3 separate regions of the Homo sapiens genome follow, and regions 1 and 3 are each linked to region 2. A link is a contact called in ENCODE Hi-C or POLR2A ChIA-PET data. All regions are on one chromosome and are shown on one strand. The core of a region is the stretch at or near the end of the contact, and the rest is flanking DNA. Distances in the headings are between cores, read along the strand shown.

Region 1 (4,142 bases), core at 740-3,239, 120 kb after region 2:
TAACATTTAAGGTGGCTGATGCCCAAAATAGGCAAGTCAAGAAAGGTGATTTGGATTTGGAGGTGATTTTGCACCTGGAAGGAATTCTCTTCCCATGACCTTATGAGTATTGTGGAGCATGTCTTCATCCTTAAGGTCAATGATGCATCAGATACCAGATGGTTTCGTTTCTCAGCTGTGGTCCAAAGAGAGGGTTGAGTTGGGCCAGAGTTGCCAGAATTGCAATCGGCCAAGTTTGCTGCTTTATGATCAAGGATATTACAAAGGATACAGACAGAGAGATGTGTAGGGCAAGGCATGTGGGAAGGGGCATGGAGCTTCTACACCCTCCCTGGGCACACCACCCTCTGGGAACCTCCATGTATTCAGCTGTCTGGAAGATCCCATTTTATTTATTTATTTATTTATTTATTTTGAGACAGAGTCTCGCTCTGTCACCCAGGCTGGAGTGCAGTGGTGCGGTCTTGGCTCACTTCAAGCTCCACCTCCAGGGTTCACGCCATTCTTCTGCCTCAGCCTCCAATGTAGCTGGGACTACAGGCACCCGCCACCATGCCCAGCTAATTTTTTGTATTTTTAGTAAAGACAAGGTTTCACCATGTTAGTCAGGATGGTGTCGATCTCCTGACCTCGTGATCTGCCTGCCTCGGCCTCCCAAAGTGCTGGGATTACAGGCGTGAGCCACCACGCCTGGCTGTAGGTCCCATTTTAAAAAAACAGTTCTGTGGCATTAAAGTATATTCACATTGTGGAGGCTGAGCACGGTGACTCACACCTGTAATCCCAGCACTTTGCAGGGCTGAGAATCACTTGAACCCAGGAGTTTGAGACCAGCCTGGGCAACAAAGGGAGATCTCATCACTATACAAAAGCTAAAAATTATCTGGGTGTGGTGGTGCATGCCTGTAGTCCCAACTACTTGGGAGGCTGAGGTCAAAGGTCACTTGAGCCCAGGAGATTGAGGGTGGGGTGAGCCATACCACTGCACTCCAGCCTGGTCAAGACACTGCATCTTAATAATAATAATAAAAAAAGGATAGCCACATTGTGGTTCAGCCATTTCCACCACCCATCTTCAGAACATTTTCATCTTCCCTAACTGCAACTCTGTACCCATTAAACACTAGCTCCCCATTCTTGCCTCGCCACATCCCCTCCTAACAGCTCCTACCAACCACCATTCTACTTTCTGTCTCTGTAAATTTGCCTATTCTAGGTATCACATAGAATAATTGTTCTTTCATGTCTGACTTGTTTCACTTATGATGTAAAGGGGAGTCTATTTAAAGAGAAAACATCAGGCTAGGTGCAGTGGCTCATGCCTGTAATCCCAACACTTTGGGAGGCCAAAGTGGGTGGATCACTTGAGGTCAGGAGTTCAAGACCAGCCTGGCCAACATGGCAAAACCCTGTCTCTATTTAAAATACAAAAACTAGCTAAGTGTGGTGGCGCACACCTGTAATCCCAGCTACTTGGGAGGCTGAGACAGGAGAATCACTTGAACCCAGGAGGAGGAGTTTGCAGTGAGCCAAGATTGTGCCACTGCACTCCAGCCTGGGCAACAGAGCAAGACTCCATCTCAAAAAAATACAAATAAATAAATAGAAAACATTAAAATATATTAGAATTTAGGATGTCTGCAGATGTGGCAATGGTACAGGGTGACTAAAGATGGAAATTCAACAGGCTGTGAGAACAGAGGACTTCTCCCTCATCTCTGTCTGTGGGGATAACTAGATCTGCTAATCTGTGAAATTCAGGACACACGTTGGGAACAGGAGAAAGAGGAGGTGGAAAAGGGGTCAAATGCAAGCTCCCCATCCAAAGAACCAAGCAGGTGCCACTGAGCTCTCCTGGGAGCCTTAGTGCTCCCAGGCCTTTGACACAGGGCTAGCCATCTGCTCTGTACACACCTGACAAACAGCTGATAGGTGGCCCATCTGTGGGCTGCATTAGAAGCCTGCTGGTGCCATTTTCTCACACTTATCTGACTGGTGTGGGAAAATGGCACCAGCAGGCTTGGAATGTGCCCAAACAAAGCCATCCAAGGGACCTCGTACTGTTGTGGATCCATATACATCCCAGAAACCAAGTAGAACCCAATGACTAGATGTCCCATATCTGAAGGTTCTGAGTCAGCAGCAGTGATAATACTTAGGGCAGGATCTGTGCAGTGAAAAGACTGAGATTGGGAAATCCCCAGGGACTTGGGCTGAAAACAAAGCCATTTCCAGAACAGAGAGGGAGCCAATCTCCCTGGAGGACTGAGGTCCTTGCAGAGAATCCTCACTCAAGGTTGCAGTAGGCAGACTCCTCATATTAGTCCGTTTTCGCACTGCTGATAAAGACATACCCGAGACCGGGAAGAAAGAGAGGTTTAATTGGACTTACAGTTCCATATGGCTGGGGAGGCCTCAGAATCATGGTGGGAAATGAAAGGCACTTCTTACATGGCAGCAGCAAGGGAATATGGGAAAGAAGCAAAAGCAGAAACCCCTGATAAACCCATCAGATCTTGTGAGACTTATTCACTATCCCGAAAATAGCACAGGAAAGACGGGCCCCCATGATTCAATTACCTCCTCCTAGGCCCCTCCCACAACACATGGGAATTCTAGGAGATACAATTCAAGTTCAGATTTGGGTGGGGACACGGCAAACCATATCACTCCTACCACTATGGTCTCTAGGCACAATGATCCAGAAATACTGGGATGTGAGATTTCTCTCCAAGGAGCACGTTCATTGCCAGGGATGGGCCCTCGTGCTGAGTGGCCCTGTGTGCCCCAGGCCTGTGGAAGGTGCTACTGCTCCATCTGTGCCTTGGATACCTCCATGCAGCCCAGCCCTGCAAACCAATTGATTATCCTTCCTGATTCAGTTGATCTCTAACTAGCAGCCAGGCCTCACTCAATGGTGCGGTTCACTGGATGTCATCTGCTAATCTCACACGCTATAAAGCCTTGAGAGAAGGGATCACTCTGTTCTCTTCCCACTTTGTACCTTCAGTATCTAGCACAGTACTCCATAGATAATAGTAGCTCGTTAAATATTTGTGAATAAATCAGTATATACATGATCATCAATCCTGATGTGTTTTATTGAATGTCTTTCTTTTATAGTTTTTTTGTTTGTTTTTTTGAGACAGGATCTCCCTCCCTCACCTAGGTTACAGTATAGTGGCGAAATCGTGGCTCCCTGCAGCCTCAACCTCCCAGGTTCAAGCGGTCCTCGCACCTCAGCCTCCTGAGTAGCTGAGACAACAGGTATGCACTACCATGCCAGGCTTTTGTTTTGTTTTGTTTTGTTTTGTTTAGAGACAGGATCTCACTATGTTGCCCAGGCTGGTCTCAAACTCCTGGGCTGAAGTGATCTGCCTGCCTCAGCCTCCCAAAGTGTTGGGACTACAAGTGTGAGCCACCATGCCTGGCCCCCCCATTGTGTTCTTTCAAGATTTGTACCTATACACGTGTGTAATACACACCACACATCTTTACATACATATATGTATAATTTGTTAGCTTTATGATTTTAAAAATCCAGAATCTTGTGATGTTTCTGGAGAAAAAAATTCATATTTTAATATATAATTTGCATTTGCATTGCTAGAGGACTATTTACCAACTCCTAAAGTCAGTACATCTGAAAACAGAATGTGTCATGGAAAATAATTCTCTTTTAAAAATTCACAGCAATTAGGACATATCTTATTTTGAAAACGGAAACATGCTGTGTTCACGCCTGTAATCCCAGCACTTTGGGAGACCCAGACAGGTGGATCAGTTGAAGTCAGCAGTTCAAAACCAGCCTGGCCAACATGGCAAAACCCCATCTCTATTAAAAATGTGAAAATTAGCCGGGCATGGTGGTGCGCGCCTGTAATCCCAGCTACTCTGGAGGCTGAGGCAGGAGAATCGCTTAAACCTGAGAGGCGGAGGTTGCAGTGAGCTGAGATCATGCCACTGCACTCCAGCCTGGGTGACAGAGCGAGACTCTGTCTCAAAAAAAAAAAAAAAAAAGAAAGAAAGAAAAAGAAAAGTAAAAGGAAACAATTCAAGTGTGAATGGAGTCATAGTGGAAAAAAAGAGTTCCAGCCAAATTCTTTTCTATGCAGCATTCCCTGTGGGCAAACATCTCTTAA
Region 2 (4,199 bases), core at 1,700-4,199:
CTGACACTTGGGGCAGGGAGCTGCGGCTCACAGCCCTGGAACTGGGAATCACTAGAGGGGAAAACAAGAGAGTCAAGACGTGTGTGGCCAGAGCTTGGGAGGGCTGAGGGCACCCACCACAGCCTCAGATGGGACAAGGCTGACTCTCAAGATGCATCATGCCCTGCACCAGTCCCTCCCCAGCCTGGCCTGGTGGCTTGGGACACCCCTCTTTGTCCTCCCTGGAGTGGACTCTGTCCCACCCGGGATGCTGGGAGACCCCTGGGAGTGACTCCTTCCTGCACTTCCTCAGTGCTCGGCTGGAAGTGCCCCGGCAGCCCGGGTTCAGGGAGAAAGTCAGCAGTGAGGAGGAAGAGGGAGGCTGGTGAGAGGTGAGACCCGGCAGCCATGACCTCCTCACCCTGTGCTGCTCCCAGACCCACTTCCCCAGCCAGCTCCTCCCAGCTCCTCGGTCCTCTGGCTGCTGACTCCCAACCTCTCCTCCGTGAGCAAAGCACACCATGGGCTGACAAGGGAGGTGCTATGATCATCCCCCAGTGGAGGGAGGAAGCTGAGGAGGAGCCTGAGACTCAGCAATTTGCCCAAGGTCACACAGTTAATAAGCTACGTTTAGACTCATTATGCATAGATCTTTCTGATTTCCAACTATTACTATACTTTCTCTGGAGTCGAGGGTGGCTAGAACCTAAATCTCAACCCAGGAACACAAATCGATTCGAGTGATGGAAGTTTGAGAGCTGCTGTGACCTTTTGGCCCCAGGGGTGGGAAGGTTCTGGAGGGGAGAGGGAGTCACGCCCAGGAGCCTTCCAACAGCCCGGATGGGACAGAGTCCACTCCAGAGAGGGCAGAGAGGGGCGTCCCAAGTCACCAGGCCAGGCTGGGGAGGGGGAGGTGCAGGGCGATGACGCATGTCTTGTGCCATCTGAGGTTGCAGTTGGCATCCTCAGCCCTCATGAGCTCTGGCCACACACCTCCATGGATGTCCAGGTATCCCTAAGCACAGGGGAAGAAGGAGTGGGCAGGAGCCAAGGAGTGACTGTCCCCTCTACCCCACATCCACCCAGAGGGAACAGGGGATCTTTGAGAGGTCTTGCCTAATGCTCAGCCACTACCCCCACCCCCAACCCCAACTATCTTCCCCATCGCCTGGCTCCCAGCTTCCTTGCTGTGAAGCTCAGCTTCCAACTGTCCAGCCACTGCTAGGCCTCAGTCTGTGGGGGAAAGGGGTGGGCTCACAGCCAACAGGGCTCAGACCCTGGAAACTTGGGGGGACCAGGCAGACCTGTGTGGGGAGGGCTTTGCCGCTTCCTCCTCCCACCCCTGTGGTGTCCTAGCTTCCTGTTCTTGATAACAATCAGCATAGGCTCAGAGCCGGGCCCTCTTTCCAACCCCCACCTGCCCCCTCCTGTGTCCCCAGGGCCCCCACTACCCACCAGTGGAAACACTGACTGGTGTGGGGGGTGAGGCAGAGGCCAGTCTCCAGGTCACTGCTCGCAAGCATGTTAGGGATTCCCAGGTTCCTGCTTCCCTCCAGTCTGTCCTGAGCACGGGAACCAACCCCTTTCCCAGCCCTAATCGGCCTCCTCCTCAGGGAAACCCACCCACTCCGGAGAGGAACGCAGGCTGCAGGGAAGGAGGTGCCAGGATCAGCTGGCCATGGAGGGGCTCAAAAAAGAGCCAGCCCCTGTCCCCACTGCCAAGAGCAAGGGCGGGTGCTGGGAGGCCTTCTGAGCCTCTGGGGGCTGTTCTTGTTCTTCGTCTCAACCCTCCTCCTCAAGGGGCCAGCAGAAGGCCAGCCCCCTCCCGACCACCCCCTCCGGCATGCCTACCCCCTGTGCCTAGGGTACCTCATTTCTTTTTTGCTGTCACCATTTGACAGCTGAATCAGGGAAGTGGGAGGAAGAAAGAGGACGTGGATTGTGCATGTTGGGGGCCGGGAAGGGAAGGGCGTTTGAAATGTTACAAGGTAAAAGGAGGCGTGCAGCGAGCATGAACCGGCTGGGCTGCTGGCCCGCAAGGAGCCTGCCAAGGTCAGGCAGGGGCAGTGGGCAGAGGAGTCTTGGACTTGGGGGCCACCCTTCAGGTCCCAGGCATCCAGGCACCCCAGCAGCGAAGAGGACATGGGAGTCCCCTGGTGTGAGGGCCAGAGACTGTCCACTGTCTGTAAGTCTTCTAAGTAGATGTCAGGGTTCTGGGAGGAGGCCTGCAGGGGGCTGAGGGCCCAGGGGAAGCCCCTCGGACTCCCTCCCACAAGTGGACTCTGCTATCTGCTTCCTGCTGGGCTGGCCTACACTCAGGCCGTGGGCTGTGGAGAGCTGGGCCGTGGCACAGGCGTGGAGACGACCTTTTTGGCCTGGCCCCGGCCCTTTCCTTCACATTGTGAGGCATGGATTCTTGCTTCTTCTTTTTCCCCACCCCGAGTCTGTGCCACATCTGCTCTGGGAAGATGTGGTCTGTGCTTGGCCATGAATTCCCAAGGCTTGAAGCAGCAAGGGCTTTGAGGGAGAGGGCCTTGAGGGAGAGGGCCTTGAGGGAGAGGGCTGTGGGGCAGAAGCAGAGAAGGAGAAATAAGCCTCCGGCCAAGGTCAGGTTGAGCAGGAGAGCCTTGGGTTCTTTGTGGGACAGCACAGAGCTGGGGGTCAGGCGAGCTGTGCCCAGCAAGTAGGCAGCGGCTGGATGTGACAAAGACCCAGAGGAGAAACACAGAAGAGGGGAGAGGGTCTGGAAGCTGGGGAAAGCAGGATGGTCGGGAAGGCCTGGCCCCTCACCCATTCCCAGGGAACGGGGCCTTGGGCCCCAGAAGGGCACAGGCGGGAGGCAGCCGACCCCTGGTGGCAGCGGCAGCAGGCACAGGAGGGCAGAATGCAGCTGGGGTGTGCGTGGGTGGCAGCAAGGAGGGGCGGAGGGAGGAAGCTGGCTTCCTGGAGCCTTCTCAGCCCTCAAAGACAGACCGACAGACAGACAGACAGCTGGCAAGAGGCAGCCTGGGGGCCACAGCTGCTTCAGTAAGTATCTGAAGGGGGGACTGGGAGTCCTGTGGCCCCGGGGGGTGCGAACTCCGGGGATATAAGAGGGCATCTCTAGGAGGGAGTGCGGGAGGGCGAGTGGGGCGCCACAGTGCCTGGCTGGGGTATGGGTGCTCACAGACCTGATGTCCCCAAGACGGGGGTGAGCAGGGAAGCCACAGGGAGCTACAAGGAGAGCAGAGGCTGAAGGGACCTTTTCTGCTACCAGAGACCCTCGCTCTACCACTCACACCTGTGCCAGGCCCATTCTGTCCCCTCACCTCCGTCCCTGCTGCCTTGGTGATTCAACACCCCCGCCACCTCGCCCACTGTGACCCTGGCTCTGGGAGATAGGGACTGCCCCCAAGAGGAGATGGTCCCACCACCTCCATGCCTCCTGTCTTGCCCCCAGCTGTCGCCTCACCATGCGCTGTCGTTCAAGGGCTTGGTGAGGCCATTTCCTGTGACGGTTACAGAGGCGGGAGACGGGGGGATGGGCAGGAGGAGGAAGGAAACACCTCCAGCCTACCTCCCTGGACAGAGACCCCAGAAGCCAGAAACAGACCTGGGAGTGGAACAGCAGCAGTTAGGAGAGGACCCTGCTGGGGTCCAGGAGCCCGCCTGCCTGGCTGCCCAACCAGCTCCAACACTGCTGGAGGCCTCCATTCTCTGTTCAGGGGAAGGCCCACTGGTTAGCTCAGAGATGGCTTCTGCGTGCTTTCTCCCTTCCGTCCTAGAGAACACATATTTTCTGTTTCCTCCCTTGCCTTCTCCCACTTGGACCTGCTCAGAGCCCTGTGTACTCTGGTGTGTGGCCTCTCTCCCCTCTCTCTTTTCCTCCTTCTGGATTCTTTCCTATCTTCATCCACAATCTCTACCCTTTATCTTGCCGTTACTCTACCCCGAGACTGCCTTCTGCCCTGGGTCCCACCAAATAGATCCTGTCCTTCCCTTAGTGAAAATGAGGCCACCTCTTGGGGAACAGAAGACGCCCCAGTGAAAACAGAGTGCAAACCTGGCCTGGCATGGGAGCCTCCTTCTGGCCAATCAGGCAGGCCAGAGAACAGCAGCGGAGGGCCCTGTCTTTCAGGCAGACCTCATGGCTGAGTGAGCCTCCCCTGGGCCCAGCACCCCACCTCAGCATGGTCCAAGCCCATGGGGGGCGCTCCAGAGCACAGCCGTTGACCTTGTCT
Region 3 (3,991 bases), core at 940-3,439, 75 kb after region 2:
TCATCTGTTCTCACCTACTGCCTAGTCTGTCTGGGTCCTCAGTCTGAGATCAAGAGGCCACTCATATATTCCTGATGGCCCCCAGCCCTGGACTCCACCAGTTGCCTCCCAGGGGAACATCCCTCCCTCCCTCCCCCATACACACCCTCTGGCTCCCTCTGCCAGGGTAGCAGCCAGCCATGGCCGGCCTGAGCAGGACTGGGTTGGGAACATCTCCAGCCCCCTTCATGGCCCAGTGTCAGTTTCAAGCCCTTCTGGGGTGGGAGGAGGCTAGGGTGGGGCTGCCAAAGTCAATACAGCCTGTCTTCACGGGCAGGGACCGGTTTGGCACCTGCAGGCCTGGTTTCCAGCTCACATGCTTGAGTCTTGACCTCTCCTGGGGTCAGCTGGAGTTCCTCTCCCTCCAGTTCTCCAGTCTAACGTGTCTCTGCCTCTGCCCTGCAGTCTGGTCATTGCTGTTCAGGACCATAGACCCTCCTGCCATTCCCCACCCCAAACTCCAGACCAGCCCCTAAAGAGCTTTTACCCTCACACCCTCTAAACTTACACCTAAAATGGAAACTACCTACTACAGACACAACTGATGGTTACATTAACGTGACTTTGCTAGTCCATGGTCTTCATTAGCATAACTTTATTATTCCAATAGACTCCGCCCAGGTAAAAGACCTGATTGTTCACTAGGGGAACTTCCCACAAAACCATCAAATCTTCAATGGAAGCATCTACTTTGAGCTTGCTTCCTAACATTGTTTGAATCCCTTGTCTCAAAAATCCTGGCCTTGATGTTTGTACCAATTCTTGACTGTGAAATGGCGATCCTTACCCAGTCCTAATCAAAGCCCCTGCACTGCAAGATCCATCTTAAACCAAACTTCCAACAACCTTACCTTCCCCACTTGGAGAGACTGCCAAATCTCTGTCTCCCTCACCAAGGTGAGCAATAAACTGTGCTTTGTGATATCAGTAGATTGTACTAGTGATTTTGAGGAGCTGGCATTTAACACTTTCTACTTACCTTCCCCCTAAAATGAGCCATTCTGGTCTCCACAGGTGCAGCCCCAATAAGATCCCAAACCTGGCCTTCATCCTCCTAAACAGATGTGTTTCTGGAATTTCTCAGGGTCAAGCCAACTCCCTGCACTATGGCTGCCTCTGACTGGGAGGCCAGCCTAGGGCCCAGCCCACGCCTCCTGACATGTGGACAGAAGGAATGGGAGGCAGGGAAGGGGCTGGATTTAACTAACAAATGGATGAGGGGGGCAGAAGCCCTCACCAATCCAGACTTCTCTCCCAAGCAGGAAAGGGGAGCAAAGCAAAGTCCTCACGCTCTCCAACAGTCGGATTTGTTTTGCAAACTCTGAGGTCATCCTATGTTCAGGCCCCAGGGAAACTGTGAGGGCTGGGGGGAGGAGGAGGAGGCAGCTCCACAAGGGACACACACTGCTGCATCCAGACTCACTACCTCGTCCCCATCCCAACGTGCCCCTTCTTCATGCCTACTTCCAAATGCTCTCTAAGTTCTAACTCCCACTCTGCACAGCAAATCCTGCTCCCTACCCTGCTGCCTGTTTGATAGATGTGGAAACCTGCCAATGAGGAGCCAGCCCTTCCCCAAATGTAGGGGGGCACTAGATACCCCAACATCGGCCTCGACAAAGATAAAACTGCATGCATTTTGAGCATGAGGCTGGAGCAATTCAGAAAAAAGCCCCCTTTCACCCCTGTCTGAGGCCCCTGTGCCAGCAGCGGGACATCATTAATGCCCTTTGCCCATCATGGGCAAGCTCAATGGGAGCCAGGCAGCTGCCTCACCCAGCACTGCCCTGCCCCTACCCCCTTCCCTACCCGGGGTGGGGCTGTCCTTCCTCTCCCCGAGTGCCTCCTGGGGCTCGGGTCCCAGGGCTATACAAAGAGTCCTTTGTCTGTGCTGGAAACAATTGTTCTCCCCTTTATGGAAACATGGGCTGTGTCTCATAATCAAGCCTTCAGAGGCTGGATCAAAGTGCACTGCAGCTTGGGTGCTGGGGATTATGTAGTTGCCCTCGAAGCCACTGACAACCTGTCATCTGCTCCTAATCTTTACCTGTTCCAAACCCACTGAGAACACCATTTCTTCCATGGGCTGGGCCTGTGTGAGCCCTTGGAGAGGGAAGGGAGCTGGGGGGGACAGGAGGAGGACCGGGTGGGTCTCCCCCTCCTGGCACCCAGGGCTCAGGTTACAGCCCCTGACAACACAGCATTGGGTGTGAACGTGCAGGGAGGCACTACCTGGTGAGAAAGGGAGGTGCCTGATTTGGCCCAGGGCCACCCCCCATCTCCGGGATCTTCAGTCAAGGGGGGAACCACCCTTCAGACTCACAGGGGCCTCTTCTCCCTATTTGCTTTGGCGTGGAGTGAATCTCTGCCCAGAGACACATGGGACGGGGTCCCTGTTCTGCCCACAGCTCTCTAGCCCTCTGCCTGTCACCACCCAGCCCCTTCCCACCTCGCGATTCCTCCTCCTCCTCCACCTTGTGGCCCTCCCCACCGTCCCCTGCATCGCCCACACAGGAAAGACTGGCTGGCTCCACTCCCACGTGGGCCTTCCCTTCTCCATCAAGCCAACGTAACCAGGCCTGGAGGCTGAAAACATGCAGGCTCCAGACCACAAACTCCTCCTTTGCCTCCAAAAACATATCCACACACCTTTTCCAGAACGCAACAAAAACAAGTCCTAAATCACTCACCTGGAGATTAAAACCAAGTCTGTCCTCCAAGGTTGGAGCCTTTCTGGGCTAGTGCTACAATCGGTGCACAAAAATCACATTATTAGAACTGGACAAGCTCTTAGGGACAAATTTAGGGGCTTGTGAACCTGTTCCTCTCAGTCACACGCAAAGTTTTGTGCACCAACTCATTATTCTGGAGGTATCTATAGATTATGTTGGTATTTCTTTTTTTTTTTTTTTTTTTTTAGACGGGGTTTCGCTCCTGTCGCCCAGGCTGGAGTGCAATGGCACGATCTTGGCTCACCACAACCTCCGCCTCTCCGGTTCAAGTGATTCTCCTGCCTCAGCCTCCCAAGTAGCTGGGACTACAGGCATGCGCCACCACGCCCAGCTAATTTTTGTATTTTTAGTAGAGACGGGGTTTCACCATCTTGGCCACGCTGGCCTCGAATTCCTGACCTCATGATCCACCGGCCTTGGCCTCCCAAAGTGCTAGGATTACAAGCGTGAGCCACCACACCTGGCCTGATTCTGTTAGTATTTCAAACATAATTTAAGAATCGGCCTTGGCCAGGTGTGGTGGCTCACACCTGTAATCCCAGCATTCTGGGAGGCCAAGGCAGGCGGATCACCTGAGGCCAGAGTTCGAGACCAGCCTGGCCAACATGGTGAAACCCTTGTCTCTACTAAAAATACAAAAATTAGCCAGGCGTGGTAGCAGGCGCCTGTAATCCCAGCTACTCAGGAGGCTGAGGCAGGAGAATCACTTGAACCCGGGAGGCGGAGGTTGCAGTGAGCTGAGATCCTGCCACTGCACTCCAGCCTGGGGGACAAGAGGGAGACTTCGTCTCAAAAAAAAAAAAAAAAAAAAAAAAAAAAGAATCGGCCAGGTGCGGTGGCTCATGCCTGTAATTCCAGCACTTTGGGAGGCTGAGGCGGGTGGATCGCCTAAGGTCAGGAGTTCGAGACCAGCCTGGCCAACATGGTGAAAACCCGTCTCTACTAAAAATACAAAAATTCACCCAGCATGGTGGCGCATGCCTGTAATCCCAGCTACTGGGGAGATTGAAGCAGGAGAATTGCTTGAACCTGAGAGACGGAGGTTGCAGTGAGCCAAGATCGTGCCATTACACTCCAGCCTGGGCGACACGAGCGAAACTCCTTCTCAAAAAAAAAAAAAAAAAAAAAAAATCCATGTAGTCCAGTCCATATCCTTTTACAGATGGGGAGACCGAGCCTCCGAGTGAGAAAACTTTTGTTAGGTCTCCTAACCCCCAGGC

What was found. A loop is a pair of places that touch in the nucleus more often than their neighbours do. ChIA-PET counts read pairs that join two places held with the same protein, here RNA polymerase II (POLR2A). Pooled maps may share reads with other maps.
Region 1: a pooled map shows a loop between it and region 2 (2.8-fold over the local background). The contact joins the enhancer-like site here to the promoter of PTPN7 in region 2. A Hi-C loop is called at or near these places in 3 of 50 pooled maps. POLR2A ChIA-PET finds 5 or more read pairs at or near these places in 4 of 52 experiments (GM12878, WTC11, activated CD4-positive, alpha-beta T cell and 1 more).
Region 3: POLR2A ChIA-PET joins it to region 2 with 11 read pairs in activated CD8-positive, alpha-beta memory T cell. The contact joins the enhancer-like site here to the promoter of PTPN7 in region 2. POLR2A ChIA-PET finds 5 or more read pairs at or near these places in 3 of 52 experiments (OCI-LY7, activated CD8-positive, alpha-beta memory T cell and activated T-cell).

The regions. Positions count from the first base shown.
Region 1 is chr1:202,035,923-202,040,064 of GRCh38, reverse strand. No RefSeq gene overlaps it. Among named protein-coding and RNA genes, the nearest start is that of ELF3, 27 kb to the right of the region's middle. Within about 2 kb of position 1,989, at least 2 of the 41 ENCODE cell types and tissues checked have a DNase peak (open chromatin) inside an H3K27ac peak, as active enhancers do.
Region 2 is chr1:202,159,352-202,163,550 of GRCh38, reverse strand. PTPN7 (protein tyrosine phosphatase non-receptor type 7) reads left to right here and starts at 2,949. Exons shown (of 10, transcript NM_002832.4): 1 at 2,949-3,006; 2 at 4,097-4,199. The coding sequence starts at 4,149. RefSeq lists enhancers at 1-128, 3,659-3,738, 3,999-4,088, 4,189-4,199.
Region 3 is chr1:202,083,434-202,087,424 of GRCh38, reverse strand. No RefSeq gene overlaps it. Among named protein-coding and RNA genes, the nearest start is that of GPR37L1, 37 kb to the left of the region's middle. RefSeq lists a cis regulatory region at 285-296 and enhancers at 219-363, 1,245-2,004, 2,005-2,764. Within about 2 kb of position 2,189, at least 12 of the 41 ENCODE cell types and tissues checked have a DNase peak (open chromatin) inside an H3K27ac peak, as active enhancers do.